5 separate regions of the Mus musculus genome follow, and all the other regions are linked to region 2. A link is a loop called in an ENCODE intact Hi-C map of the cell type or tissue named here. Cell type or tissue: heart. All regions are shown on one strand. Links, peaks and the distances in the headings refer to the core of each region. The heading gives the core; the rest is flanking DNA. Region 1 overlaps Chmp2b (charged multivesicular body protein 2B). Region 2 holds the start of 4930453N24Rik (RIKEN cDNA 4930453N24 gene). Region 3 holds the start of Gm33971 (a long non-coding RNA gene). Region 4 holds the start of Zfp654 (zinc finger protein 654). Region 5 holds the start of Chmp2b (charged multivesicular body protein 2B).

What was found. Peaks named below come from ENCODE experiments on the same cell type or tissue, not always from the same donor. Only the 100,000 strongest peaks of a DNase experiment are listed, where the experiment ranks them.
Region 1: a loop joins it to region 2, with 2.5 times the contacts of the local background. A loop is called at or near these places in 6 of 42 quality-filtered maps.
Region 3: it touches region 2 in a loop (4-fold over the local background); 13 of 42 quality-filtered maps call a loop at or near these places.
Region 4: a loop joins it to region 2, with 6 times the contacts of the local background. A loop is called at or near these places in 16 of 42 quality-filtered maps.
Region 5: it touches region 2 in a loop (2.2-fold over the local background); 4 of 42 quality-filtered maps call a loop at or near these places.

What each region holds. Positions count from the first base shown.
Region 1 is chr16:65,552,973-65,557,972 of GRCm38, forward strand. All of the region lies in intron 1 of Chmp2b (charged multivesicular body protein 2B), which reads right to left. Among named protein-coding and RNA genes, the nearest start is that of Chmp2b, 7.3 kb to the right of the region's middle. In heart, for the core only: no CTCF peak of the experiment used is centred there; no DNase peak of the experiment used is centred there.
Region 2 is chr16:64,767,808-64,774,357 of GRCm38, forward strand. It overlaps 4930453N24Rik (RIKEN cDNA 4930453N24 gene), which reads right to left and starts at 3,132. Exons shown (of 3, transcript NM_026273.2): 1 at 2,930-3,132; 2 at 1,117-1,355. The coding sequence starts at 3,056. In heart, for the core only: no CTCF peak of the experiment used is centred there; a DNase peak (open chromatin) is centred at 3,144; H3K4me3 peaks cover 1,965 bases; H3K27ac peaks cover 1,444 bases.
Region 3 is chr16:64,870,144-64,876,693 of GRCm38, forward strand. Gm33971 (a long non-coding RNA gene) reads right to left here and starts at 4,203. Exons shown (of 2, transcript XR_384922.3): 1 at 3,533-4,203; 2 at 1,630-1,863. In heart, for the core only: no CTCF peak of the experiment used is centred there; a DNase peak (open chromatin) is centred at 3,688; H3K4me3 peaks cover 1,656 bases; H3K27ac peaks cover 1,676 bases.
Region 4 is chr16:64,848,788-64,855,337 of GRCm38, forward strand. It overlaps Zfp654 (zinc finger protein 654), which reads right to left and starts at 2,936. Exons shown (of 9, transcript NM_001347245.1): 1 at 2,680-2,936. The coding sequence starts at 2,865. It overlaps Cggbp1 (CGG triplet repeat binding protein 1), which reads left to right and starts at 3,214. Exons shown (of 3, transcript NM_178647.3): 1 at 3,214-3,449; 2 at 4,012-4,238. In heart, for the core only: CTCF peaks have their summits at 2,798 and 5,577; DNase peaks (open chromatin) are centred at 2,224, 3,024 and 3,874; H3K4me3 peaks cover 4,077 bases; H3K27ac peaks cover 2,949 bases.
Region 5 is chr16:65,560,056-65,566,603 of GRCm38, forward strand. Chmp2b (charged multivesicular body protein 2B) reads right to left here and starts at 2,707. Exons shown (of 6, transcript NM_026879.3): 1 at 2,420-2,707. The coding sequence starts at 2,453. Gm36457 (predicted gene, 36457) reads left to right here and starts at 2,753. Exons shown (of 2, transcript NR_166048.1): 1 at 2,753-2,807; 2 at 2,912-3,464. In heart, for the core only: no CTCF peak of the experiment used is centred there; a DNase peak (open chromatin) is centred at 2,656; H3K4me3 peaks cover 2,060 bases; H3K27ac peaks cover 1,408 bases.

The DNA.
Region 1 (5,000 bases), core at 1-5,000, 780 kb after region 2:
GTGTAGGGATGGTTTGTATGCACTATGTGAAGATGTGTCTGTGTCCTTCCTTGCCTGCCTTATACACCACTGATTGGTTAAAATAAAAAGCCTACGGCCTACTAGCAAAAGGCAGAATAGAAGGTGGGACTTCCCAGGGGCGGGGAGACCTTTCATTCCTACCCTGACCCTAGAACCTAGGATCCTATCAGCTGGGAACACTCTCCCATGCTGTGCTGCCAGGAGGGGAGAGTACCCAGAGCAGCCATAGAAACTCTATGCCCCTTATTCTACCTCAGAGTGTTCTCATGTCCCTTTCCCCATGTGATCAAGTGCACAATAAAATAATCACAGTAAACAAGGAAGGCCCCTTCTTGAGTCCTGAGATCTGTCCTAGTACCGGCATTGTAGACCATCTGGTCAGAGAGATGACCTGGGGCATCTGAACCCAGCTCCGGTGGAAGTCTCTGGGTGAGTCTATATCATGTGCATGTTCTAAGGCTGGACAGTTAGTATCTGCACTAAAATGCTGAGTTACACACTCAGATTCCGTCAGAGAATGAGAGCTCAGGCTAGACAAGGTCATCTTAGATGAGGGAAAAAAAACCATATTATAGTGAAACCAAACAGTTTAATACAAGATAATTCAATTTTACTTTAATTTTATATAACTATGCATACATTAGCTGACACTGTATATCATAAAAGGAAAAAATAAAGAAAATTAACTACTGCATATTCTACAGCCTCACAGTTGTTAATAGATCTATTAATATTTAAACAGTTCTAAGCTATAAACTCAGGGCATCTAATGTTACATACTAAAACATAATCATAACACTTTAAAACATATTATGGTAAGTAGGGAAAGACAGTAAAATGTCTTCATAGGAGGCAACAGGAGCAGTCTATAAAACAAACAAATTACCCCACCATTGTCCTTAAGCAATTCTACATGAAACTCAAATTTAATGGCTCAGTCTTTTGGATAATTCAGAATAAATAACATGAAAGGTTGAGATACTTTTAATGTTTTAAAGGTCAACTGTATTTTTCACTTGACTTACTTCTTAGTAGATCTGATTTCATCCTAACATCCGAGGTCTTTAAGAGCAGAGAATCCCTACGATAAGATAAATATCCTGAGAAGTGTCAAGCTTAATTTCAGGGGTAGAAGACGAGGGAGAAAAAGATGGGGTAGGTGAAGCAGCAATGATAGGGACAATTGCTTCCCATCTGTGTGTCTGTGTGTGTGTGTGTGTGTCACACACAGGCACACATGCACACATGCACGTGCATTCTTTCTCAGGAGCCATACACCTTGCCTTTTGATCAGGTTTCTCCCTGAAAAAGCTAAACAGGTAGGAATCTATCTGCCTGACATGCTCCCCTCCAGCGCTGTCTTTCCAAGTGCTGTCACCATGTCTGGCTTCTAGGTGGGTCCTGGGGGGGTTGCCATGCTTGTAAGACACCCACTTTACTCCCCTGCTCTGTGTGTTAAAACATGATATCCTATCATTAACCTCTAGGTATCATATGTCCTGCTTATGACCCTAACCTCTCCAAAGGTAACAATGACTTCTTACAAAATGTCCTATCCCTGAACTTCCCCAAGTCAACACTGCAATGCAGGACGCACGGAAACAGCCAGGCTTTCCTTCCTTAGATTTTCACTTTAGCCCTGTGAACAGTGTCCGAATGCTATCCAGCTTCGCAAGAGGAACTTGCAGTATCCTGTCTCAGGATGTAGTCCTTTGTAAAAAGTTAATACCTATAAATTAAGCTCAATGGCCCCTTGATTTCAGAGGTTCCTCGAGCTTAGGCAGTTAAAGCACACATAGTTGTACGCTTATATGTATGCATTGCCACAATCCCATCTCAGTGTCTTATATCTAGGAGTGACCTTATGGCATACCAATATCATGAGATATGAAGGGAGAAGATTTTAAAGCATATTTAATTTACTACCTAAAATTAAAATCTATTGGTTATGAGGAAAGATACAATGTAACATTAGTATAATCTAAGCTATAACAGATATCTTTGTACAGTGAAACCATGGATCTTTGAGATAATGAGCCATCCCTTAACTTGGGATACATAATAGTGGCTGCTCCTTGGATGAAATCTTACTGCCCTCCCTCCCCCTTTGGCTAGGTTACCCCTCTTCTCTTTGTCTCTTACAATCACTTTACCCCTAATCTTTTTCTGGCATTCTCATTTCTAAAGAAAACCACCTATATGGTTATAATATATAAAATTATCGCTCTTCAGAGTTCTGCAGAACCCTGCATGTAATAACTTTCAAATAATAAGGGACCATAACTCCTCCTTATGCTCTCACCATGTGCATGAGCTAAGTTTTAAACACAAGAAAAGCAGTATGTCTATTTAAACAAAATACTAGAAATCAAAGTTGCTAGTACTATTTCTGCTTATTCAAAGAGCAAAAAAGTAGATCCTCACTCTTGAAGAACCCACTCGGTCAGCTGCCTCCCTCCTGATTGTTCTTCACCTGTAACGCCCTTTTCAATACTTCCATTCCCCAAGATTAAAATTTGATAACTGTTGGCTTTCCATCAATCTCCTCTGGGCCAACTGAAATAACCCGATTTCTTCACAACTTTCACCTTCTGAGAATTGTCTTTTGAATATAAACATCTATCCAGATAGTCCAGTAGAATGCTATTTTGAACCTTTGTCAAGGCAATGCTTCTTGCTGACATGAACAGACAATGTTTCCTTCCCATATACCGCTTGCTTCTTAGACAATAGGGTGTGCCCTGGAGGACTTAAGAACCACCCTTCAGCCATTCTGGAAGACTGCTGTGATATACTTCTCAATGGTTGACATTTGCAAACTGAAAATTTCCAAAATTTGTGTAAGTGATACAGCATGCCACCTAGCCCTCTCCCTAGCCTATGTCTGCCATGACCCTTACCAATCACCCAGGTCAGTTCCATGTTGGGGATTAAATGACCATCTTAAGCTTGTCAGGATCTTCTCCTCATGGAATACTGGTATTATTAACTGGGTGTAAGAGCAGAGCCTTCAGTTTTGAGACTTTAAAGGATATAAGCTAAAAAGGTCTTTTTGCCTTCTTAGGATCCAACTCTTAGTAGAGTTTATATGTTTAGAAAGATAAGTCTAAAAGGTATAAACTTAAAATAGAGTCTTATACTATACTTTTCTACAGAGATTTGAAGCCAAGTCCTAACTTGACTTATAGCTCACTTGCAGTATGCTGATCATCTGCATGTAATTTGCACATTTGAGGATAAAACCAAAAAGTGATAATAAACTATAAATAGAATTACATTACTTCATTTCCAATAGAGTTTGAGGTGTCTTTTGGGAGGGAGGGGCAGCCAGGTCTGTTTCAGGCCTCGGAGCAGCTCAGGATTACAGTCAGAAGAGATGTAGCATATCAAGCCACCAGGGTCTACCTGGTCCCTAGGCCATGCTGCTCTATCATACAGCATGGGGCCTTCAGTCTGAAAACAGAGTTTCATACTTTTGAATGCATTTCTTTGGGACAAATCATTTTATTTCAGTAATTTTACTGCTTACTAGTTAGCCTAATTAGCTCTCACATGAGCTGAGGTCAAACTTAAACTATCTAGGCTGGAAAGCCGGCTCAGTGGCTAAGGGGCCTTCTTGTTCTTGTAGAGGATGTGGGTTTCATTCCTAGCACTACAACTGTTTATAGGTGTAGTCCCAGGGAATCCAACGCCCTCTTCTGACCTCTGTGAGCACCAAGCACGTATATGGTATAGAGACTACATGGAGGTAAAACACTGACACATATAAATATTAAACTCTTTCCTCTATTCTGTTTTATTGAAAGACACTACCTTAGTAATATTTGTGAAAAAACAAAACAAAACAACAACGACAAAAAAAAAAAAAACAAAAAACAAAAACAAAAACCCTGAACATAGAGTTCATAAGGCAAAACAATGGAAATGGCCCCAGATATACAGCTATTCAGATAAACAGCCTTCTGGAGTCAATGAGAGGAAGAAACCTTGAGAAAGTGGTATAAAAATTGAAAGCAAAGAAAAAGAAGCGTCAAAGTCACTCCGTTGAAGGGCCTGAAAACCGCACTGAATCAGGCAGGAGGGAGTAGGAGAGAGGAAGAACCAGAATTCCATGTGTGATCAAATCAAGCTGACTTCTCAGGCTTTAGAAACAATAGAAAACAACAGCCTGGGGGCTTTTGAGTCTACTCACTTACACTCTAATACAGTACAGTAAAATCGAAAATGACAATCACATTCGGGACAGGAGACGATGCTGTCAAAAGCTCACTCTAGCCGCAGGAGATAAGAAACTCAGGTAAAGTTGCAGGGCTGGTAAAGTGGGAGACTGGGGATGAAGATGACCCCCACACACTACAGGCATGCGTACCAATATCATAATAAACCCTACTGTTATTCATAAATTAATTTACAAAAAAAAAGAAACCCACAAAATCCCAGGACTAGGTTCAAGAGAAAGCCTGGGGAGGGAGCAGTCGAATAGTACAGACACAATGGATGGAAGATCGCGCTCCATGGCAGCACAGGGAGCACACTGTTACTCCATTCCCAGAGGTGTCAAAGGTCATCAAAGCCTGACAAGTCCACGCAGGCAGAGTCTTATGATCTCAGCCTCCTGAAAAGCTGAGGAAAGCTTCCTGGACGGGCATACACCAGCAATGTAGTCCCACTTGTTCTTGTCATAAAGTGAGTAGGATGGGGAAGTATGGGGGAAGACAATTTTCTTAGAGTTATCTGCTCTAAAAACACAGAGAGCTTCTGTTCAGGAGGGTAGGAGACATCAAGGGGCGGTACTTGATGATGCCAATCCAAAACCAGCCAAGAAAAATGGTATGACAAGCATAGTGTGCCCTTGAACCCCACATTCCATTAGGTGTTTTTCTTTGGTATGTCGATGTGAGATCTACAATATTCAGGATGATAATCCCCAAGGGGACACACAGCATTCTATACAGGGTTTCAATCCTGTAAATCCCATA
Region 2 (6,550 bases), core at 799-5,798:
ACAATTTTCTAACATTATCATGAATTCTACTTAATTAAGCTCTTGCCACTCATGGTATCTGCTCTAGCATAAAATGACTTTTTTTTCCTAACCAGTGTGTCAGAATCGTTTGTAAAAACTGCCTCCCTACCCTCTTTAAACAGATACTTCCAAAGTCAACTGAAATGGGTAATTTTCTATAGTGGAATTAATACTATTTTTGGTTTGATTTTTGAGATAGGGATTCTGTGTGGCCTTGGTTGTCCTTGAACTTGTAGACCAGACTGTCCTAGAACTCACAGAGATCTACTTGTCTCTGCTTCTCCCCACCCCCAAGTACTGGGATTCAAGGCATGCACCACCACTAACCAGCTACTGTTTCTTTTTCTTTTCTTTAATTAAAAGGGAATATTACTATAAAAACAACCCTATAAACTAGATCTCATGCTTCTATATATTTCAAAATATAGTACCTCACCAAGAATAAGATATCATACCTTATTCTATACTAAACAAAGTACCTGCTATTCAATATATTTGGCATGATCTGTGATATCTTTAAGTATATTTTCCATGTCTTCGCAATAAACATGACCATTTTTTTTCTTTTTAGTATATTAAATTGCTATGAGCATGTTTTCCAGCATATTAAGCAAACAGAACCTTTGCCTACTGTAAAAGCCCAGCAATTATCCAGAGCTCAGTCAATTTACATTAAGTCCTCAATATCGAACACACACACATACTTGAGAGCAACCAGGATTAACTGGAAAGTGGAATTTTTTTTTAACTTAAGTGAAATTTTTACATAGTTACCGAATGCAGACTTATAAAATGAAATAGTTTATAACAGCTTTCCAAATTCATTTAAAATGAAAATATTCATATAGTATACTTTATAATAATATTTCTCATTTATGGAAAGACTCTCACTCTAACACCCAATTCAATAGATTACATACACATATATAAATCTGAGAAATATTCTATATCTTAGTTACTTTCATGGTCTTGAAGCACGTAAAGGAGACAGAGACTGGAAAACAAAAGGACTATGAACCATGCACCTCAGAGCCAGGATTGTGCACAGTTTCAGACAGAATAGGGATTTGGAATGTAAGTACAAATCTAATATACCTGCTTAAAGAGCTGGATGTCCTCCGTCTTTGTAACTGGCTCTGCTGTGTCCTTCAGTTTTGGTGACTGTTTTGCCCAGTAATCTTTTGCATACTGAATAAGATTGTGTTTTTCAGCAGTTGGAGGTACAACCACCCCTTGCTTTGCCAAATACTTAAATATGACTTCTCGGTGGACTTTCTTGCGCCTCAGAAGTTCTTCTACATTTTGGCTATACACTAATATTGCATGAATAGCATCTGGAAAAGAAGTAACAACAAATAACAGACAGTTACAAGGCACTTGTTAATTTGCCCAACTTCAGCAAAAGTTTTGATTTTATTGAAAATGATTTAAGCTCTTGTCCTGATTCTTGCTTTTATACAACATGGCCTATGGCTTGAAAAGCAAGAACTTACCCATCTGTCTGCTTTTTTTTTTCTTTTTCTTTTTTTGGTTTTTCGAGACCGAGTTTCTCTGTATAGCCCTGGCTGTCCTGGAACTCACTTTGTAGACCAGGCTGGCCTCAAACTCAGAGATCCACCTGCCTCTGCCTCCCCAGTGCTGGGATTAAAGGCGAGCGCCACCACGCCCGGCTCATCTGTCTGCTTTTTTAATCCCTTAAATTTTAAACTTCCTTTACCTTGCTAGGCAGTGGTGGTACACACCCTTAGACCCAGCAGAAGCAGCCAGATCTCTTGAGTTCGAGGCCAGCCTGGTCTACAAAGTGAATCAAAGACAGCCAGGACTACACAGTGACCCAGAAAATTTCTGACCCAGAAAAAAAATGTATTTCTATGCCCCAAATACCTAAGATCCATAAACCTTGAAAAAAATGATTAAAATCACAATATATGATACCAAGGAATGTTGTCAAACTTCTGATTTTACAGATAATCGAAGCTGAAAAACAGCAGCATCAAGATGTTTTTAAACTAAAAAGTTGGGCTGAAAGCACAGACCAAATATCTTTCAAATAGACTACTGCTGCAAAATAGCAAGAATTAAAAAAAAGAAAAAGAAAAAGACAATGCACTCATTACATCTACCTTCCAAAGATCTTATTCCACAGACACACAGTATCTTTGATGCCCCTATTTCCAACTTCCCTAAAGACGCTATCACCTTTTCCCCATCCATTTCAGAATAGCTACTAAATTTGGTGGTTTGTTTTGGAGGCTTGAGGGTGTTCTTCTTTTTGTTTTGTCTGTCATTTTCTATCCCTTTCTTTTCAACAACATTCGTTTCACTAATGTATTTTAGTAAGGATATTTTTAATGTCTTATAAATGCAACGTACATATGTCCGTTTTGTCTTTTATACAACCTTTTGATTTAAAAAACAAAAACAAAAGAAGCTGTGGTCTTGCTACTTCCCAACTAGGAATGAATGTAGGACGAAGAGGCTGAGCATTCCTTGACATACGTGGATTAAAACTGTCCGCCTTTTATTTGTTTCGGTGGGTATTTACCTAAGACACTGACAAATAGTGTTTATTATTTCCCTTCGGGCTGAAAGAAAACAGCAGGAGCTGACTGATCTCCGTGGAGATCGAAACTGAAAACTGAAACATACTCTGGGATGCTCTTAAAAATCATGGGAATGGGCTCATCTGGTGCTCATCCGGGTCCGCATGTCCGCAAAAGTTTGCCCAGCCGGTACCACGGTCCGACTCACCAGCGCGCCGGGACCCGGCTCGGCCGGCGGGCGGGGAGGCTGCAGAGCTGTGCAGCGCCAACCCGGAGGCCTTCCCTGGGCTTCGGCGACAACCGGACCCGACCGGACCCGACCGGACCCGACCCCTGGGGGTGACAAGGCCCCTGCCGGCGCCTACCTTGGCGGTCCACAGGCTGCACCAGGCGGTTGGTGACGGTGTCGCAAAGGGCCATGATCTCGTCGTTGTCCAGCAGGCCGAGTAGGTTTCGGCAGCCCTCCGACTCTAAGTGGCTGAGCCCCGACATCTCGCCCCCGGGGATGGGGGGCAGAGGACGACGCCACCAGTGTCGCCCTCACGGCCCGCGGGCCGGCCGGCGCCTTGGCAACAGACACCGGAAGTGCCTTTTCAATCCCTCGCAAGCGCCGGAAGGGTCTCGGAGATTCCAGCCCCTCTCTGGGCGGAAGTGCTAGCTCAGAAAGTCAGCGAGGAAATGTGGTTCCGACTTGGGGCTCCGGCCTCTATTGGAGTAGAGTTCCACAGTTCGCGGTTTAAAGAAGTGTCCTGAGCATCTATCCACCTTCCACTCGAGGCTGGGCTAGAAACGAACCTGGGGGTGGGGGGTGGGGGGGAGCGCCTCCGAAGGGGCGACTTAAAGTGCGGCGCATGCGCGCGCGTGCCTGATGGTGGAGGCAGGGGTGGAGAGGCCAAGAGAGCTTCCATCATACCCCTGTACTTTTGAAGGTCTGTCCTCTTCTAGCCGCTTCTGAGTTAGGGGAGCCATCACTTTGATATTCTTTAGCTACAAAGATTAGACTACACTTTGAAACGCTCTAGGTTTTAAAAGGACTATAACTTGCTTCTCCGCCTTTGAGATAGCTAGATAATTAATTTAACCCAATTAATTGAATCTCAGTTGAACCTCAATTGCCAGCTGGTTGGTCATTAAGTATACTTGAAACAACCTGGGACTTCAGATTTGCATCTAATGTGGAGCTGGAGGGGCAGGGTGCCACACAATCTTGGGACTACGCCTCTAGCTGCAGGACCTGCCTGCCATTAGATTTGAATTAGTGGCTGGTGTCCCCTAAATGCAGTTAGTAGTCATTTGGTTGGTGTGGGGAAACACCGTGGGTGGAAAGTGATTTGTGTTATGAATATTAGAAGGAGAAACTGGATTTCTATTAGAGTTGCTGCTTCTGCTTCTTCTTCTTCTTCTTCTTCTTCTTCTTCTTCTTCTTCTTCTTCTTCTTCTTCTTCTTCTGTTTCTTTTTTCTTTTCTTTTCTTTTTTTTTTTTTTTTTTTTTTTGGTTTTTCTAGACAGGGTTTCTCTGTGTAACCCTGGCGGTCCTAGAACTCACTTTGTAGACCAGAATGGCCTCAAACTCAGAAATCCGCCTGCCTCTGCCTCCCGTGTGCTGGGATTAAAGGCGTGCACCACATTGCCCGGCTCTAGAGTTTTTTTTTTTTTTTTTCTAAATACAGAACTATTGAGATTTGGGGCAGGGTAATTTATTGCTGTAGAGGTTGCAGGATGCCTAACACCATCCCTACATTTCCACAAAGAATAGTGTGCCCCTTCTCTCACTTGATACAAGTGAAAATACCTCCAGGCTAACAAACGTTCCCTGAGAAGGAAAATCATGCCCAGGTGAGCCATTGATTCAAACCCTGCCCAAGGTGGTTTCTGAGATGATGAAAATATTGTTGTATTGCCCATACTAACGACTGTCCACATCTGGATTTTGAGATCTCGAAATATAGTAGTAAAACCGAAGAACAATTTCAAATTTTGTGTGAATTTGAATAAAGTTTTAATATCCACATGTGGCAAGTGGCTACTGGATTGGATCATGCAGATCTAAAAATGTGAAGGCCATTCTGTAGATGTGTTTTATGTTTGACCTCTGACTTCAGTTCTTTTATTTCTAAACAATTCTTGCAGATAACCTCAAGGGTTTCCTTATGATAACTACCTTAGACATGTATTGCAGGTCTCTGCTTCAAAGCCTATGTTCTTGATGTTTTACTTAAGAGGGTCTTCTCTTTAGACATTTTCCTTAGCTCATTTTTCCTACCGTTTATTCATGTCCCTGCTTCAAAATATTACTAGGAAGGCCCTAATGATTTACTGTATTCAAACTCACCACCCACAGTCTGCTTATGTTTCCTACCCATTTCATTTGTCTCCAAAGTGTTTATACAGTTTAGTATATTATAGTGTTTATTGTTCCTATCCCACACCCATCCCACTATAAGGTGTGTTCTGTAGAGCAAACAATTTTGTTTCATGACCTTTACAAAGCCTGGCACATAGTAGACATACTTAAAAAAAAATAAGTTGTGAGTCCACTTTAATTTTTTTTTGTTTTTCTTTTTGTTTTGAACAGGAATGATATGATCGACTAGTTTCAAACAGGGTCACTTGATAGGGTATGGAGCATACCATAGTAGCCTGAAGGCCGTGTAGAAGAAAGAGAAAGGCAACTCTGTCTGTGTGACAAGAAATGATACCTTGAGATAGAGTGGAAGATCTGATAGTCTTTGGTTAACACAGGATTTAGTTTGGACCACCAGAGTTTTCATTTCCTGATAAAAGGAACACTGGGCAAAGTCGGTTTTAATGAGCGATATGAGAATAGCTAAGAGTTTCTGGAGCAAGTGATGATACCTAAGAAAGAATAAATCATATAGAGAAGATTGAGGAAGAGAGGATGCTGAGTTAATTGTGACTGGGTGGCAATATAAAGGTGGGTGGAATTTTCAATATGACCATAAGATCAGAGGCAGGATAAAAATCAGAACAAATTTGGTAAAGGCATAATAAGGACTTGGCCTCAGGTCCCACATTGACTTAATTCTTATAACCTTGCAAGAATAGTTGTCCCACTTTACAGAAATATAAACTCAGTTCAATATTCTTTTAAAAATAATTTATAAGCTCTGTGGTGGTGGGTGGTGCACACCTTTAGTCCCAGCACTTGAGAGGCAGAGGCAGGAGGATCTTTGAGTTCAAGGCCAGCCTGGTCCATAGAATGAGTTTCAGGACAGGCAGGGCTAAACAGAGAAATCCTGTCTAGAAAACCGAAAGTAAATAAATATTCCAGGGTATTTGATCACACTGAGCCCCAAGACTGTGCTGTTTACTGGAAAAACCATGTTTCTAGCTGTGGTTTGGCTCAGCCTTAGCACACACCTTTAATCCAAGAGCTTTCTGCTTATTGTAAACAAGATTAAATAAAATCAAACACAGGTCAAGAGGCAGAGCAAACAACCAGTTGACAGGGACTGAATAGGAAAAGAGAAAGTAAGGAATAATAGGAAGTCAGGAATACAGACACAGAAAGTAGAAGGGAGGGACATTCAGTTTGGGGAGAACTTACTTTTGGAACATCAGCTGAGGAGGAAGACCAGCTGTGTGCTTTCTCTGCCTTTCTGAGCTAGCAGGCTTTCATCCCAGCATCTGGCTCCTAAGTCTTTATTGACAAAATTCAGTGGCTGAGATTTTGTTAAAAACAACACAAAGATACATAGATAGATAGATAGATAGATAGATAGATAGATAGATAGATAGATAGATAGATAGATAGATTTATTAGTTTTTGAGCATTCTGTTCATTTTAATCACATTCACTCCCTTCCTCATATTTTTCCAAGATCCGCCCTCCACTTTTTTACCCATCCAACCTTTTTCCTTTTATATTTTCAAACCTGTCAAGACCAATTTGTGCTGCCAAGTATCCTTGGATGTATGGGCTTCAACTAGAGTGTAGTCAACTTGCCAGAGGCTGACTAAATCCT
Region 3 (6,550 bases), core at 799-5,798, 100 kb after region 2:
ACTGTAAGCCAACCCCAATTAAATGCTTCCATGTATAAGTTGCCTTGGTTTTAGTGTCTACTCACAGCAATCGGAAAGCAGCTGAGACAGTCCCTGTAAGCTTGAAGAGTAAGAAAGTAATTTGTAATTTATAATTCCTTAGCTCCTAAGACAGGTTTGTCATTGGACACTGAGCCTATCAGCAACCTAAATGAGCTAAAAGAAAGAGCACAGAGAACTGTTTTAAATGTATCTCATTTCTCTCAAAAGTGTAAAGACAATGAAAAGCTGAAAAAAAAAAAAAAAGAAAAAGAAAAAGAAAAGGCAAGGGCCTGTATTTAGCACTTGGCAGATAGAAGGCTTGTTACAAACCTGGGCTATATAGCAAGTTTCAGGGCATCCTGGCAGTGAGACTGGATCTTAGTGACAACAACAACATATATAGTGATGTGGGTAATAATGATAAGACAATGATAATAGACACCTGTGCAGTTTCAGAACTCTTAGGACTCAGAGGGGTTCTTTAAACATCCACAAAAGGAGATGCTACCCGTATAAAAAGTGACACATCACAAACACCATGAAGCAAGATGTGCATGGTCCTCTCTAGGCTTAGCATCCTTAAGATACAAAAAGAGGGCTGGAGAGGTAGATGACTCAGTGGTTAAGAGCACTGACTATTCTTCCAAAGGTCCCGAGTTCAAATTCCAGCAGCCACATGGTGGCTCACAACCCTCTGTACAGTTACAGCGTACTCATATACATTAAATAACTCATATACATTAAATAAATAAATAAATCTTTTTTAAAAAAAGATACAAAGAGACTACTTTGTGTCGAGAGGTTTTATTGAAACATTGGCTAGCATCTAGAAATCAATAGATCAATCCCTCCCAAACTTGTGAGGATTTGTTATTTTGAGACTACATGGGTGCATTTACTGAAATTAGAATGCATGTTTAAGATCAAAATAAAAATTATTCTCATAGTCTCCAGAATCATCACCTACAAAAAAAAATCCAAGTAATTGTGAAAACATGGCTCAGTGCTAAGAACGAACAGTGCTTTCCAGAGAACCCAAACTTGGTTCTCAGCGTTCTCATCATGCAGCTCAGAGCCATCTGTGCTGCCAACTCCAGGGTATCCCACACCCTCTTCTGACCTCTTCGGACTCAGCCTTCACGTGCACAAAACCATAGAAAAATACATAATTAAAATATAATAAAATAATTTTTGTAAAAGATTTCTTAGAATCATTTCAGATATGAGGACATAGTTTGATTAGAATTCTTCTTCTTTTTCTTTTTTTTTTTTTTTTTTGGTTTTCAAGACAGGGTTTCTCTGTATAGCCCTGGCTGTCCTGAAACTCACTTTGTAGACCAGGCTGGCCTCGAACTCAGAAATCCACCTGCCTCTGCCTCCCAAGTGCTGGGATTAAAGGCATGTGCCACCACGTCCAGCTAAAATTCTTGATGGTACTATTATTTTACAGATTGGGATGAGATCATGGGGAAAATTCAAAAGGAAGTTAAGCTTTAAAATGTACTCCAACTTTCAAAAAAATTATAATCCTTTTATGCAGCTACAGTTTACTACTAAATATTCTCATAAAGCAAATTTGCATACAAAAAGGAACAACAAAACACACCAAGAATTGGCACAGAACTTGTAATACAACACAAAACTCAGAGAAAAGGATTCAATGGAGCAGACAAATCAATAAAGAAATAAACCAAGAAAGTAGTGCAAAAGACAACACAGGAATAGTCGGAATAAGTCCAAATATATATGTGATGGGTGATCTTCATTGTCCAGTTGACTGGATTTGGGCCTAGGAGGCCCACCTCTGGGTTTACCGGTGACGATGTATCCAGAGAGGTTCAACTGAGGAAGAATAAGCACACTCAGTGTGAGTGGTATTATCTATCTCATTGCCTAGGTCTTAGACTAAATAAAAGAGAAAAACAGAGGAAGTTAAGTGAACACAAGCATTTCTGTCTCTACCTCATGACTGTGGATGTAGTGTTAACACTCCCCTCGCTCTCTGTACAGTTGTTCAATGGCCTGTGCTAGGAGGTCATAGGTTGTGGAGTGAGAAACCAGCACTGCTGTTCTGCTGCATGGCTAAATGGATGCAATATCCCAACCCTCCCCCCCAAATATTTACATGACGATTCACAAAAGTAGCAAAGCTAAAGTTATAAAGTAGTAATGGATGTAATTGTATGCGTTTTTAAGGGTTGCAGCATTAGGAAGGTTGAGGACCACTGTTTTTGTTTTTGTTTTTTTAACCAGGAGGCAGAAAGGGACATAGCCATGAGATCAAGCTCAGCAAGGTCTGCCTCAAAGCAAAACAAACAAAAGCCAAAAGGCGTGGCTTAACTGGGTTGAGTCTTGGAGGGATTCAGTCTGCCAAGATGGATAACAAGAGTGAGCTGCTACAAGACTCCTAGGACGTCATTCTTACTGCTGATGCTTGCCTGCCTTCCTTCCCTTCCCTTCCCTTTCCCTTCCTTCCTTCCTTCCTTCCTTCCTTCCTTCCTTCCTTCCTTCCTTCCTTCCTTCCTTCCTTCCCTCCCTCCCTCCCTCCCTCCCTCCCCCCCTCCCTCCCTCCCCCCCTCCCTCCCCCCTCCCTCCCTCCCTCCCTCCCTCCCTCCCTCTTTCTTTCTTTCTTTCTTTCTTTCTTTCTTTCTTTCATTTTAATTGTCTGTAGTATTCTGGGAAGACACTTCCTGATCTGAGAAGGGTTTGTTTGGTTGTTTGATTGATTGGTGTGGTTTTTGTTTTCATGACGTTTCAGCTGTTGTATCTATTAGAACTATACAATTGTTACATCTTGTTCTTTCTCTTTTGGGTCCGGTGGGGGAGTATCTAGACACTGAAGAGAAAGTTTGAATTTCTTAGGTCAGTTGAATGGAAATTCAACCCGGAGTAAGTGAGATTCAGCGTCCTCTTATTCTACACAGGCAATTTCATCTCAGCATCTCAGTTATCCCCCTTCCGCGCTTGATACTATGTTGAGACTCGGTGGAATTTTATGTATATTTTATGCTTGCTGGATTTAGATAAAAGATGTAGGGGAATCTGGAAGAGTTAAGTTTATATATATATTGCCCTTGTTTTACCTGACCGAAGCTACTTAAACCGGGTACTAAACTGACTTTAAAAAAAAAACAAAAAAAAACAAAAAAAAACAAAAAAAACTACTCATGTTTAATTTTTAAGGTTAATTAATGTATACATAAAATTCACGTTCCATAAAGTGAGTTAGTGGTAATTGTGATACTTAGCTGAGACAATTGTTCATTAGGACACGTTTCTTCCTGGTTCAAGTCTCAGTTTGTTTTTCTTGCTGAACATATCACGTTACTGAGTGCCCGTCCTGTTTCAGCTAGGCTCTGAGAGGATTACACGGGCTAAGTGGCAGCTTCTGTCCGGTGGGGCTCAGAGTCCTCAAATCAGATAGGTAAAACCCCATACCGGAGGCGCTGAGACATTGGGCACTCACCATGCGAGGGTCACACAAAACATAAGTCTAGGAAAGTTACTACACCTCATTTCAGCAGGCGAGTCCGCTCACAGTGTTCCCGGGAGACTCTGATAACAAGACCGGCATTGTTAATTACAGCATCGTTAATTACGGCTTGGTCGCCAGCGCAAGCAAGTAAACACGGGTTAGTTAGCAAGAGCCTTTGCTAGCTGGGTATGTTACAAGAGGCTTGGTGGAAAACGCTAGTTCTTTGTTAAGGATGCATGAAAGGGAAAACTGTACTCCGGGCTGAGACCATGCCCATTACTCAGAGCAGCTGAAAGTGAAACTAGTTTCTGGGAACTCTGCAGCAGCCCGAGAGGTAAGCCCCGCCCTCGCTGTGTGCTCTTCCGTCAGCTCTGCAATCTGCAGTCTTACTGCCCTAAAAGTCAGTTTCTCTCTACCCTCGAGGATACCCTTGACCTCTGAAGGAATGCGGGAAGGAATATGGGACCAGAGACTTCTAACAGCAAAGATGTGAAACATTCCAACGAAGATAAGGAACACAGGAAACGAAGCTCTCAGCTCCATGTGCACTGTCCACCAGTTCCTGTCTCTGTCTTTCTGAGCCATGCTAGTACTGTTCCTCATCAAAAAAATGCTCAAATGAAAGAATTTTTAAAAATCATACGCTGTGATCATGCACGCTGTCTGGCCTGTGGGCCATGCAAAGTTTTGAAGTTAAGTAACAGCTACATGAAATTACATGTTCTGTCTGTGACACAAAGGATTTATTTAACAGTTTAAAAAAAAAATCCATATAATTTTTAAAAGACCACGTAGTTTTTTAAAAGATCACATAATCTTTCAAATATTATTTACCAGCACATATTAATTTAATATACTGTACAATAGATCTCAATTTGACCATTATAGCATTACAGCTATATATGTAATACATTATAATCATATTCACCCTTACATTCATATTTACTCCAGTTCCCTTTGTTCTCTGTCTTTTTGGGGGGAGGGGGTGACCTAATACATTTTGTAGAGGAGTTTTAATCCAGCAACATGGCTGCTCTAGGAAGGGATACTATCCAAAGAACTTCTAGGTCTATATGATCTAACCAGAATTCAGACACACCCTTAGTACACATCGTTAATCCCTCTGGCTGGAATACAACATATCTTTCTTAAATTTCCATATAGAAATGAGTACATTTAAATAGTATTTACAACATTAACTGTCCCCATTATATTCTAGAGACAATTATACAGGATAGTTAATTAGGTTCTATTTCACCATCAAACTTGCACACTACCTTAAAGTCGATTTAAATGAAAAGAATTCCACTGAAATAAATAAAAGTAAAAGCTAAAGGTGGTATATGGATTTTAGGGTTTTGATTATTTAATTATTTACGTTTTATGCGTGCAACAACCCTATGGCTATTGGACACAGAAATAAAAGAAACAAACACTCAGAGCTTAGTGACTTTCTCAATCACCAGGAAAAAGTTTGAGGCATATCCTAAATGTGCTTAACCCTGAGTTGGTACACACTAAGAAGGTTTAATTTGTTCATGGTTGAGCTGGCTGTTATTAGTTCCGTGGGACACCGTATTGATTAGATTGTATCTTCGTTGTACCCATGGCTACCTGATCCATTTCCAGTTTGCTTTTAGTAACTAGGAAAAAAAAAAAAAAAAAAAAAAAAAACACCTATCAGTATTTTCCCAACTATTCAACATTGACTCGTCTAGGTGTCTTTAAAAATAAAAAAATATCTGTCTATTTGTCATAAGTAAATGTAGTACACACCTTTGATCCAAAATAGTAATGCCTAGTTGAGGTGCAGACCAAGTGATGACTCGGAGAAAGAGTTGAGAGAATGAGTCAGAAATAAGATCCGCCAGGCAGAGGTGGTGGACTTTAATCCCAGCATTTGGTAGGCAGAGGCAAGTGGATCTCTGAGTTTGAGGTCACCCCTGTCTACAGAGTGAGTTCCGGGACAGCAGGGATACATGGAGAAACCCTGTCTCAAACAAAATGAGGTTCCAGTGGCTGGGCGTGGTGGCGCACGCCTTTAATCCCAGCACTCGGGAGGCAGACGCAGGCGGATTTCTGAGTTCGAGGCCAGCCTGTTCTACAAAATGAGTTCCAGGACAGCCAGGGCTACACAGGGAAAGCCTGTCTCGAAAAACAATAAACCAAACCAAGACAAAACAAAACAAAACAAAAAAAAAAAAAAAAAAAAGCAAAACAAAAAACCAAAATGAAGTTCTGAGAGTCATTCTCCTTGTCTCTGGCAAAAGAGACTTATGGCTCCTCCATTAACCTATGCACTACAGTGCCTGTTAGCATATCAATGTCTAGGCTTCCTCAGTCTCTACCCAAAAGTAATTGTTATAGAGCCATTCTGGATGACAAAGTCTGTCCCCTACAGGGAAAACTATCCAGCCCCTGAATTTTCTCCTTCCTTTCCCTTCCCCCAGCAAACTCAGCCATTTGAGCGATGCTCTCTCTTGGTTCCTATGCTCTCCCTTGATCCTCTTGCCATCCATTCTCTTCTTCTCTCACTCCCTGGACCCATGGAGTAGTTAAACATGGAACCTTCCTGATGTCTCTGACAGCTCCCCCCCCTCCATGTACAATTCTTCTCAACCATACCTAGAAGAGGTCATGTCCTCATTTTCATTAAAAACTGGGGTTCATTTCAGGACACAGTAGCAATAGCACTCTGCCTCCCTGCCTCATCACCAGTCAGAGAAGTGGAAAGTAGGTGCGTTCTCTAGGTGTCAAAACAGAGATAAGTGACGCCATCACTAAAGATCTTTCTAGTTATGAGTTAAGTAAGTATTTAAATACTAACCTCAGAATATGCGAATGTATCCCTACTCTTACGATGACTAGAATATTTTAAAGCAAAAACTCGTAATTGAAAGCTAGGCAGCCAGGCGTGGTGGCACACGCCTTTGATCTTGGGAAGCAGAAGCAGGCAGATTTCTGAGTTCGAGGCCAGCCTGGTCTACAAAGTTGAGTTCCAAGACAGCCAGGGCTACACAGAGAAACCCTGTCTCGAAAAACCAAAACCAAAAA
Region 4 (6,550 bases), core at 642-5,641, 81 kb after region 2:
AGCACCGACTGCTCTTCCAGAGGCCCTGAGTTCAATTCCCAGCAACCACATGGTGGTTCATAACCATCTGTAATGGTATTTGATGCCCTCTTCTGGTGTGTCTGAAGACAGCAATAGTGTACTCATATACATAAAATAAATATTTAAAAAAATTGATCTTTGGAAATTCAGTTATATAAGCCAATTTTCCTTACTGGCAAATCAAACTATTAACAAACTCCTATTTTATTAAGTAGTAGATGAAATGTAGCTTATTGTATGTGATTCTTCCATTCCATTTAAAATAGGTAAAAGATAATATATATAAATATAAATCTCACTTGTAAAATAGAACCAGAACAGAATCCCAGAAAGAGGTCTATTACTAATCTCTAAGATGATGAAGTTTCAGGAAAATAAAAAGGGTCACATCAATGTATGTTGATATAATACTCATAAGTTAGCTATATAAAATAAAAGTTCATTGCGTTTTTTCTGTTCAGTTTTATTCTCAGTTATTCATAACTTAGAATTTTATAAAATAGTTAATTTCATTTGTTCGTTAAACATTTTAAAGTAAACTATCAGAATCTGATTTTGTTTTTTGACTCAGGGTCTCATTATGTAGCCCAGGCAAAACCTGAATTTATGTTCCTGGTGCCCCACCCCCAGGTGCTGTCATTGTTTTGCAGAAACTAAATGTGCTCATTTTTTCTTAAAAAATTTACTTCAAGAAATTTAAGAGTAGGTAAAGGTTTTCAAAAAAGAAAGAAAGAAAGAAAAAGTTCTAGCCCTCAAAAGTTTCAGCAATGAGGAGATATTTGAGCAAGGAAATTGACACTGGGCCGGGGGTAGAGCTCAATGGGATATCTAGCCTTGGTTTCAATGTCCAGGCAGCACACCCACTGGCACACACGCACACATATGCACACAGGTTGGGGGGGGGGGGTTGCTGGGCAAGGCAGAAAAAGAGAGAAACTAAATTGTACTAAGATATATGTGTGTGTGTGTATAATATATATAACAATATATATGAAACAATATATATGAAACAATAACATGTTTCAGAATATATTTAAAATATCAAATGAGTGCTAATTTTTCTAAGTTTGAAGTTCCTAGGTTCATAGTCTACAAACATAACAATTGCTAAACATAATCATGTACTTAGAAGACAAATGCCCTCAAAATCAAGACACTGAACATTAACTGTCAAGATAAAACATGTTTTCAAGAAAGTCACTACACAGAAAAAAAATGTTAAAGATATACACTGTTTATACCCAGACTGTTTCGACCTTCAAACCAATGTATCTATGGCATGGGCAGAAAATTTAAATTTAATCACCAGTAACTTATCCAAAAATATCAACTTACTCTTCTTTCCTTAAATGCTTGGCAAGGCATAAAATGAAATGTCAACAAATTTAATGCCCACTCAGTGTTCACTTTATTGCGCACCTGTGACCAGAATGAAAATAAACGGCTAACTCATCCAAACCTTTCCTGTATTTACCCAGCTAGCAACTATTCCAACCAAAAAAGTAACTGAGGCACAGATGTTAAGTAACAGGTTAAGTAACAGATAAGAAACGGAAGAGCCAGAGCTTGAATACTTTGTGCAGGTTAAGAAACAGTTTTTAAAAGGCAGTAAGAAACAAAGTATCTTTTTTTAAAGAAGCAAGTGTTAAGAATGCAAAAAAAAAAAAAAACCCTTATATTACAAATGCATGCAGATGAGAACGCAGATTATCCAAACTTTATCCCTAAACCCGGAGCTTGTTTCTATATTTGCTTACAGTTAGATAAAAACTACATGCAATCCTTAAAAGCAGTCGGCAGAATAAAGGAAACAAATAATTTACTGTCACTTTTTCCGATACTGAATTTAACAGACCAACCAAAAACGAGTAATTTAAAGGCTGGGGGAGGGGTGGTGTAACGAGGGCAATAGTTTCAGGAAAAACGACTTTCTCTGTAGTCAGACAATTAGGAAACAGTGTGCTTGTCAGAGAAGGGGGTCAAAAAAAGGGAAAGATGACAATCACTCCTATAAGGTTCCACACGGAAAACACCCCCCCTCCCAACACACACACACCTGGTGGGGGAGGGGAGTAGCTAACGGTGGGACAGTGCCAAGGCCAACGGAAGAACTGGTCCAGAGGGACCTAGTGAGGGAATGACAGGCGACCCTAGCAGAGGGGGAGGGGTGGCGATGACAGGAGGGCAGGCAGTGGGGTGATAGCATGCTTGGCGTCTCTGAAAAAGAGAATGCGGGGGAACCTGGGTAACAGAGAAAGACGGGAGAGCCCAGCAGAAGTGAGAGGGACCGGGTAGTGAACCTGAGAAAGGCGGGACCCTGGGGTACGAAGAGGGTCTGCAGGGAGGCACAGGCATGTCAGGACGGGGTGCTTTCCAGTTGACCGTCCAGCTCCCAGCCCACCACCACCACCGCCGCCGCGACAAACTCACTTTCTCCTCACCTCCAAGTCCGCAAGTCACCCCCAACCCCACTCCCCGTCGTCCCCATCGCCGAGCTCGGAGCGGTGCAGAGAGGGGACCGGGGCTTCCCAGACTCCCTCTCCGTCCCGCCGGAGGACCGGTCCCGGACACGACGCAGAGACCTGGGCCAGCAGGCCAGGAGCCACGCAGAGGCCCGGGAGCCCAGTGACAAGTCGGAGCGGCCGACGGGCGCCTCACCTGACAGAAGCGTCGGCAGTAATCCCGGCTGCTGATCCCGACGCCGCCGCCACAGCCGCCGCCGCCGGCCCCCCCTCTGCCGTCGCCCGCAGCTAGGAGCCCCACTGGGCCCGGGGGGGACTCCACAATGGCCACGAGCTCTTCTCCGAGGCGCTCGGCCTCTTGGTCGCTCTCTTCCTCCGCCATGAGGCTCTCGCCGCCCAGCGCGTACCCAGCCCCTGCGCCGCCGCCGCCGCCGCCGCTGCCGCCGCCGCTGCCTCAGCTAACCTCCTCCTCCTCCTCTAGTTCCCTCCCCCTTTCCCTCCGCCCCAGCCGGACAGGGCTACTCGCCTGGGCTCTACTTCCGGCTCCGCCCACCCACGCCCCCAGTTTTCACTGGAGGAAGGACACCGCCAATCATAGGCATGCCCGCCCTACCTTCCTATTGGTTACACTAGCCGTCTGTTTGCCAGGCCTGCCATCTGTTGGTCCACACTACTCGGCGGTTGCTGAGGACCGCCTACGAGCCCTGCCATAGGGCGCGCCGGAGGACGGGGCGCGGCAGGGGACACGGCGGCCGCGGCGGAGCTCGCTCGGGCGGCGGCGACGGCGGTGGCAGCGGCAGGAGCAGCGGCTGAAGCAGCGGCGGAAGCAGCGGCGGCCGCAACGGGATCTCCTTCATCCCGTTGCTCTGCCCTTTCTTCCTCCTCTCTTCCTTCCTGGCGAGGGCTCGTGCACTTCCCCTAACGGCGGCCCGCTCCTACGGTCCCGAAGAGCTGGGAAGGCGGAAGGTGGGCTTGGCCGTTGGTGCGGGCGGCGAGCCCAGGCCTTCGGGCCGGGCGAGGGAACCGGGGGCGGGGCCGGAGGTGGAGGAGGAAGGAGCCGGGCCAGCCTGACAGCGACGGCCTCGGCCGGCGCCCGCCGCCCCCTCCCCGGGGACAGCCACGGAGTCGGCGGCGGTGCGGCGGACTTCTCCGGGGCCCTCCGAGGGCGGCTGGGACGCGGCCTCGGCCCCGGCCCCGGCCCGCAGGCGGGGTCGCGGCGCCGGGGCGCCACCTCGGCCGGCGCGGCGGGAGGAGGCTGTCTAGACGTCCGGCGGCCCGCGCCCGCCTTCCCCGCCCCCACCGGAGCCTCGGGCCTGCGGAGCGCGCGGGCCGCCGGGCCACCCGCCCCGGGGCGTGCGAGCCGAGCTGGCGTGGGGCTGGCTGGAGCTTCGGGATCGCGCACGGAAGGCGGAGAGAGACAGACACCTGTGTGCAGAGCGTGGCCCGAGCCGCTCTGCCGCGGGCCTGCGCCCTGCCTTTCCCGCCCCTCCACCATCTTCCCTTTCTGTTTGTTTTTTGTGTTTTACAGTAAAGACATGACTTCCCGGCGCCACCGGGAAAATAGGGTGCAAGCCCAGGAACTGTTTCCCCACCACCACCTGTTGAAAAACTGAGTCGAAGGCGTCTCCGGGGTCTGAACGAACGCGAAGTCGCTCGGATTGGATGCGTCTGTGGTTTTGCATCCAGAAAACTGTCACTACTTAATATCAAGGAAAAACAAACAAACAAACAAAAACCCGACTGGAAATTAAGCTGGTGAGTATTTCGACTTGAAAACTCAGTTTACTTTTGCTGTAGTAAATGGCTGTTTCGCTTTTGTTCCCTGGGTGCTCTATCTTAACTTCCTCATTTGTTTAAAATATTTCTGACTTCTGGAAACACTTTTACACGTAACCAACCTCCTCGCCTCTATGAGGTGGTTATTTTCATTGGCAGTATCAAGAATAGACCTTTCAAGAGAAAAGATCAGGAAAGTTCAGGCTTCACGTGGCACAAGAATTGCAGATCCCATTTCTGTAAGTTTGCAGTCAAAGAAAAATTCTAACTGCACCCCTAGTTTTTCATAACAGCTTTAATTGTTACTAGAATGGTTTTATTTCATAGGTGTAGAGTACTTGTGGAAGTTGCAGACATTTGCAGTGAGGATTTGCTGAGTATTAGGTGGGATTCATCATGATGTCTGTCTTTTCTGCCATGAAAAACCTATGCCCTAAAACAGTATCTCACACGTAACCCTTGAGTGTCAAAGATGTGGTGGGGTGGAAATCCACAGAAATTAAGCATGTGAAATTCTAGACATTTTGTGCCTTAGAGAATTTTCATGAATTGCTAAGTCCTACTTTGAGTTCATAGATTTTGCTCAAAATACAGACCAAAGTTGAAATAATCTTGGTGTTGCCCAGCAAGTAGACTAATGCAGTGGGATACTCCATGCTTTGTAATGTTACTTATAAAAACGAATTCTTCAGAACATACTTGAAGTATTTCTTCAACATGTTTTTAACAAAATTATTCAGTATAGTAGTATCTGATGTCTTGATTATTATAAAAAGTTAAATCACAGGCATAGAAGAGTAAGTCTTGCTAATCTTTTGTTATCAAAGTATATTTATTATCTTGGGTTTCCAGTGCTTGTAATTTTATATAGCTGATAGTCCGTTGATAATTTTCAGAAGTTTGGGGGCCTAGTGAAGTGACTTTGAGAGTCACTAACAACACTGAGTTAGTCCATGAAACCACTGTCCTCAGCTCCAAACATGTGCCAGAACACAGGTGCTCACACATTTAGACTTCTGTAAGAAGTAAGACACGGCCAGGTATGCTGGCACATGTCTGTGATGTGATCCCTGCCATTCAGGACAACATTGAAAGCCCGCTGGACAACAGGGTTGTTCTTGGTGTTTTGAGTTTTGTTGTTAGGCTAAATTTAGTGTTAAACTGCTTCTAAATTATATGGGTTTTGATAAATGGTTATGGGGGGGTCGTTATTTGAATTTGGCTTTTTTTTTTTCCTGTTTGTTTCATTTTTGTTTTTGTTTTTGATTGCTGAGGTCAAACCTAGAATTTAGCTCATGCTAAGCAGTTGTTCTGCCTCTAGTGGACACCCAGCTGTTCATTTACTTTTTATAAACATCAAGTTGTGCCCAGCACATATTGGGCACTATGTTAAGGGAAATAAAAATTAGTCTTCAATGGAAATTGGAAACCAAATGTTAAAGAACATATTGCCTTCTCTTGATTATCAACTTTTTAGAGAAATACATATGTTAATATTTTTCCAGACATGGTGTCATACAGTTTCAGCCTCAGAATTCAGGAGGTGACAAAGATAGGTCTCTGTCTACATAGTGAGACTCTGTCTTTGTTTTTGGTTAGCTGGTTTTCTAGACTGGATTTCTCTGTGTAACCCTGGCTGTCCTGGAACTCACTTCATAGAACAGGCCTGCCTCTGCCTTCCCAAGTGCTGGGATTAAAGGCATGTACCACTAGGCATTGAGGTCCTGTCTTAAATAAGTAGTACTTATTGTCAACTATATGTAGGCCTCAGGTTGTAATGTTATTGTAAATAGTTAGGCATGCTTTATGGTTTTTTTAGTTTTTACTTGTTTTTCTTTTTGGAAAGTAAGTCTTACTACCAGATTTTTGCACAGTTGAATTCTCAAAATCGCTTTCCCATCAAGAAGCTCTTTAACTTGAACACATGTCTAAGTTGGGCAAGGTTAGTATTTTTAGTACTATGAATGCTGCTGTGATTGTGATTTTCTAAACGATAGAGACATTTAGAATACTTTAATATTTCTTCAGGGGTCTGATTTATTTGTCATAAAAAACAAGGTATTGGGAAGTTGGATTAGTAGGGCCGTGTGCTTCCTGTGCAAGTGTGTGGACTCTCTGCAGTGTGTATCTATAATCCCAGTTCTGGGGTCAGTTAGAGAAGCTGTTCAAAAACAACAAGGTGTGCACATAGGCAGTACCACATACACACACACGTCAAGGAATGGACCTAGCTGGATGCTGCTGATTTGCTTTAGTTTTGTTTTCCTTGAATATGTCAGATGTTTAGAAGA
Region 5 (6,548 bases), core at 1-5,000, 790 kb after region 2:
TCTCTGGCTTTGAGATACATCTCTCATTAATTTCTGTAACAAAGTATACACGGAAGAGACCTGTTCATCTTTGTGTCAAAATGAATTACACATAACTCTGAATAGCAATGTACTGTAATGTTGTCTCCCTTTTTAATTTATGTGTGCAGTAGTCTTTGATGATATAGTGTATAGTTCTTCCAGCCAATCCAGAGAAAAAAAAGACTGAATGTTTCCCCAGATCCATAAGCAGTTACCCACTCCCCTTATATATCAGAATTTTATTACTGCTGGAATAGATAAAAAGTCAGCACACAGTAAAAGATCTTATGATCAATAACGTGCCCCAGGAACTGAGAGAAATGCATAAAAATACATTAAATTTCATTACGTGCCAGCTCATTATGAGAGGAGTGCTGTTGCCTTTTATACAAAACAAGAGCCCTTCCCTTTAACAAGGAGAACAAACATCAGTAAAGCCCTGAAGTAATCCACAGTTAAGGCACCAGTAAATGATCTAAACTAACATGATAATTGAAGAAAATGTCAAGTCTGCAAATTGGACCTGGGGTCCAAATTTACATTCAGAAATGTCACACACAAGATGTTTAATTTAGTGGTATAGTACCTAGCAAAAGTCCTTAAGACTTTTTTTTTAACCCCTAGACAATTCTGTTCAGAAGGAAAAAAAAATCTTATTATTAGGACTAAGCCAAGTGCAAATGAGTGTGCAGTCCTACACTTCCCTGAACATCCTCATTGTCTTTTCCTCTCTCCCCTAAACTTCAAGGATAAGTAACTGGGTGGCTAAAAATACCAGAAAGCACAAAACCAAGGTCTGTCTTGACATTAAGCAATTAAAACTAGAATATCTGGATTTTACTGTTAAAAAATGCTTTCAAATTGTGGCAACAGGGTGAAAAAGAAGCCCAGTTTTTCTGTGCTCAGTAAATTCTCATTATCACTATATAAAGTTATAATATATATATATATATATACACAAATATATATATATATAATTATTACAATATAAAACTTAGGCAACAAGGAGATGACTATTTCCTACCCCAAGAGGGAGTAGAATACAGTATTACAATACTGTACAGAATACTAGTACAGAAATACACACACACACACACACACACACACACACAATCCAAACTATCATGGTAATGATTAAACAATACTCTCAGGAAATTCCAGAAAACACCCACTTCAGGTAACTGTATTATACCACATAGCAAGTTAGTAGCTAATTCCAGAGGCTGAAAATGGTGCTTCTCAATTAGTAAAAAGTCAACATAGTGAAAACAAAAAACAAAAAAAAAAAACAAAAAACAAAAATTTAAAAAGTCACTCAGAAGAAGCAAAACTGCACTCTGCTGTCTTACAAATGAGGGATAAAATGGCATCCTGTGTGGAAATGAAAGGCCATGTAGCAGGGTAGAGATGGTGTCTTTGTTATCCTCCCCCCAAATCTGGCACTAGAACAGTGAACACAAAGAAATGAAGGAGTTACCCCAACTCAGGGCTGAGCTCTGGGTTTGTACCAATCACAGTCTAGCTGCCCCTGCTCCTTGTGTGGCTGGGCTAGACCCTTCCTTACAAAGGAATGATTATTTGGCTGAAGCAACAGCAACCTGGGCTCGACATGCAATGAAAAGCAATTTTTAGATTACTTGGTGGGAATGTAATACCTGGGACAGCCGCGTATAACATACACACTACAGCACAGCCTGTGAATGCTACCAAACTTGTACATTCCAATACGTCCAGTATTTCCCTCATCACAAGATGGCACTAAGCCACCTGAAACAATGTGTTTTTAAAAACGCGAACTTCTATGAAAATTACACCACCCTCACTTTCGTTGACAGAAGATAACCATAAAGGAAAAATCTGCACTATGCAAAAACTATACCGGGACCCTTCCCTTGGGCTTAGGTTTTTCTGCTGGAGTCTTTCTTACGTGTAACGCTAGGTGTTTGTAAAAATACAGCCAGCCTGGCCCCAAGTTTATTTCCTAAGTGGGCCCGCTGTGACCTCCTGCCTTGTCCCCTAGTAAACACACATCCCTTTCGGATGTCAGGAAGTGCGGCGTCTTCACGGAAGGAGCAGCCAACGAGCAGGGAAAAAAACTACCATGAAATTCATCAACTCGCCAAGTCTAATGACACCCGAGAGCCAGCACTGGTCTGCCTCCCTAGAAAGCTCAGAAATCCTCTCCGGAGTGGGGCGGGCGAGGGTGGGGGGAGAAAAACGAGGGTGGGGTGAGGGCAGTCAGGAGGGCGAGCCGGCCAGGTAAGCCAGTGGAGCCGGAGTCACGCAGCCATGGTCACCTGTGGGGCCTCCGACACGGGCCCACCTCGGGGGACAGCACCCGATCCGAGGCCGGAGCTCCCCAGAGACCCCGGGCGGGTGAGCCTGGCCCCGAACTCACCGTCCACAGTCTTCTTCTTGAAGAGGGAGGCCATGGTGAGCGGCCGCGCCCGGGCGGCCCAGCTCGGCCCGGTTCGGTCCGGCCCGGTTCTGGGAACAGGACCGGTAGAAGGACGGATCCCGGAGAAGCCTGGCAGCGGCGGGAGGAGGAGGACGGGGTCTCCAAGCTCGACCTGCGGCGGGCGTGGCTCCGCGAGGCTCCCGAGAACGCGTCCTGGGTGCTCAGGTGACCGGGAACTAAGACACTTTTTTGGAGAAGTCACTTCTAGGCGGCGCGTGCGCAGTCTGCGAGCACGCCTGCGCACTGCGCCTCTGAAGCCGCAGCGGTGCCCTCACTTCAAAGGCTGCCCGCTCTTCCCTGCTTTCCGTTGCGACCCGTCCGGACCTAGGTTGGCAAGGCTGGCGGCGCGTGAGTCTGCAAGATGCTCGCTTGGTTTCTGTGCTGACCTCGGGCAAGAGTGAAACCTGATCCACGCCTTCCTTGTTGTTCCAGGTTGTTGGAATTAGGGATCCTGGGGATGTGTGGTGGACTGCGGACCTGAGACTGATTGACAGTAGGACTCCCAAGCGATCAATGCAAAGGCCTTAGGGGATGCCCTGCTAGGCTTGTCCCAGGTGATCTTCCCAGACTGCCCTGATGCTACCTGACTCCTGGCTGCCTCTTGCGGGACCCATCTTCACCTACCACCCGGTTTCTGGTGTTTCCACCAGCCTGCTTCTGTCCCTGGGGATCTGGGGTTCAGAGATTGTCCAGGAGAGGAGTGACAAGCGAATTCTAATGCCACACTATTGTTTAATGCTCCTGACTTGGAACAAGAAAGGCTGCTGATACTTGTGTTCTTGCTTAGAACCCAACTTGTTTAGGTGTCACATAAATGCGGAGGAAAAGACACACAGTCACACACCAAAAAATGGCTGCACAGTGAATCTATGAAATTGCTACATAGCACTTGGTTGATATTTAATACCAAAAGTCTCCATACCCTGTAAAAAGGACAGTCATTTAAGTTCTTGACTGTATAAAATAAATATGGAAATCATAATCATTCATGACTATGTATACATCTTCCTGATTAATGTATTATTTCTATTTACAATCATAATTATGTCTTGAACATATTCCCCTGCGAATCCCCTGTTTAGCAGCAATGCCTTTCATGGGATTACAAAGCAAAACAGTGACAGGCAGGGGGAGCATTTAATCCCAGCACTTTGAAGGCAAAAAAGGTAGGCAGATCGCTGTGAGTTCGAGGCCAGACTGATCTACATAGAGAGTTCCAGAATAGTCAAGGCTACACAGACAAACCCAGTCTCGAAACAACTACTACAAAAACAAAGATACCAAAATTGCTGAACCCCGAGATGTGTTATTCAATGGTAGAACTTATGATTATATGTCTGGCCCTGGTTCAATTATTAGTACTTAATAGTAGGAGTAGTAATAGCATTTTTTTCATAGATATGACTTCAAATGCCAGGGTCACTCTAAAACGTTACTATGATTCATTTTAGGATCATAATAATGTTTTTCAAGAATGTTTAAGCTTTGGGGATCGATCATTAGATTTGCTTTTTTTTTAACCTCATAAGATATCAAAACCCATGAGAACACTGATAACCCTGCTGCTACAGCTACTATTAGTGAAACTTAGCCAAGAGTTTGTTAATAAAACTTTTTGAGAACAGCAAGAGTAAGCAAGGTACAGTTATCTCCCTCAAGTTATTTAGTCACTTTTAGGAGGTGAAGTAAACAAGATTAGAATTATAGTGGGGGAGACAGGAACTGTAGCCAGGGTGTGGCTTTTTTTTCATGGAAAAATCATAACAACAACAACAACAACAACAACAAAGCTTGCCCTAGCTGCCCAAAGTAATGAATGTCATAGAGCCGTGCTTGCGATGCATGAGAGGCAATAAGCTGCCAGTGCATAGGGCTCTCCCTCCTCCCTGCCGCAGTCACCCTTGTTTTATTACTCCTAAGCGATCCCCCCCACTGACCCAATTGTAACAGTTGGGAAAATGCCAAGCACTTAGCAGCAACCATATGGAAGACCCTGCAAAAGTGCACAGCGGGAGTTAAAGACAGGGCTTGCTCATTACAATAAAGATAAAATAGAAATATGTACAACCGAAGCTCAGCACTCTAACAGCTTGCTGCTCCCATAGTTTGAAACCGTCTGATATCCACTTGATACGTCTCAGTCTGGCTGGCATCCATTCTATTTAGTTGATGGCCAAACTCAAACTCAACCCAGACATAGTGTGCATATGACTCATTATATAAAGAGTAAGGTCTAGTTAAACACAGCTGAGGGTTAGGGCACTAACAAGCTTTAAGCTGAAACGAGATCTTCTTTATTTTACCTCACCATGGTCGTATACAATCTGTTAAATCAACAAGACAAATAGTTAAACATAGTGTGTAGCAGAATTTAATACTGTTCTTTAAGTCTCTTTAAGAAACAGTAACAGTATCCTATTATGTTTTCCTTATGGCCCAACATTGTTCCTTCAAGTTGCTCAGACAGTGAAAACTATACAGTTTATACCTTGTTATGTGTTGGGGATATCCCAGGAAGAAGAACAGATATGTGGCCTGTGCCCTTTACCTTCTTTCCTTGCTAGTTCTTTATCTTCTCACTGCCTTGGGAAGGAGGTCAGCTTCTGACTCAGCATAGAGGTCATAAAACCACACCTATTGTAAAGTGGAATGACTCTATGTACTACACTGAGTTCCTTGCCACTGCTGAGTTCAAGAAATAGATCGTTGTACACTGGTTTCCTTTAATAAATAAATTCCTCATCAGAATATGAACTAAAGTGCCTTTAGAATGTGGAGTAGTAAAACTTAGCTTAGATAAATATATCTTCTTTCATAGACTACAGATAATACCACACTGTGTTTGCTTTACTTTGAATACAGTGAGGCCAATAAGACACAGCTGTCCTCCAATTTGAATGATTTGGTTTGGGCAGTCTTCATTGTTGTTGTGTTTGCTTCATTTTCCTTTGTTCATTCTGAGACAGGATTTTATGTGGCACAGGCTGGCCTTGAAATGGCTAGGTAGTCTCCCAACGTCTGATCGCATGCTTCATTGTTTGAGTGGTTGGATTTTGGACATAGAGGCATTTTATGTGGTATGGAGATCTTTCCCAGGACTTCATTCATACCATGAAACCACTCTACCAAGGGAGCTAGCTCCAGCCTTCTGTTCTGCTTCCTAACCACCTCTCTCATTTGCTTTCTTCCAGCCTTACTGCCTCTGCCAGTTTCAGAATAGTAGATTTCAATGTGATTTCAATGTGAATCAGATCATGTTATTCTGTTTTTTTTCAAAGGAGGAGGAGGTGAAGGAGATGGAGGAGATGGTGGTTGTCATGGTGGTGGTAGTGGCAGTGGTGGAGGAGGAGGAGGAAAATGAGGAGAAGGATGCATGCAATGATTAATTTTGACTGTATACTAGAGCTAAAATTGCTTAGACTAAAATCTCTGTGTAGGGTTATGTAAATTACTTTAGGCTTCCAAGACAGCTGTGAAAGATAATCTAGGCTAGATTAGGTGCTTGGCATTCTTGTTGAGATTATACAGATGAAGTTAATAGAGATAGGAAAACTAACCTTATTTGTGGGTGGACCATTCCAAGGGTTGGGGTCCTGGAGCTGATGAAAACGAAAGAGAAGCTGAATACAACATTCTTTACCCTCTCTTGCCTCACTGCAAATGCAATGTGACCAGCAGCCTCCCTTTCCTTCCGCAGTGCTTTCCCAAACACCATAGGATTCTCCTAGCAATGAAGCATGGGATCAGACGTTGGAGACTACCTAGCCAGTTCAAGGCCAGCCTGTGCCACATAAGATGCTGGGTCAGAATGAACAAAGGAAAATGAAGCAAGCACAAGAACAATGAAGGCTGCCCAAACCAAATCCTACCTTTCTTAAGTTGCTTTGGTTGGGTGTTTTGTTGTTAACAGCAATGTTGAAAGTAGGAAAACCCAGAAAACTGGTACCAAGTGAGGGGTTGCAATAAACCTTATCACAAATCTTATACATCCTTGTAACCAGTTGGAGAGAAGAATGTGGAAGAATTGGAAGAATGGCTAGAAAAGCTCTTGAATACCATAAATAGAGCT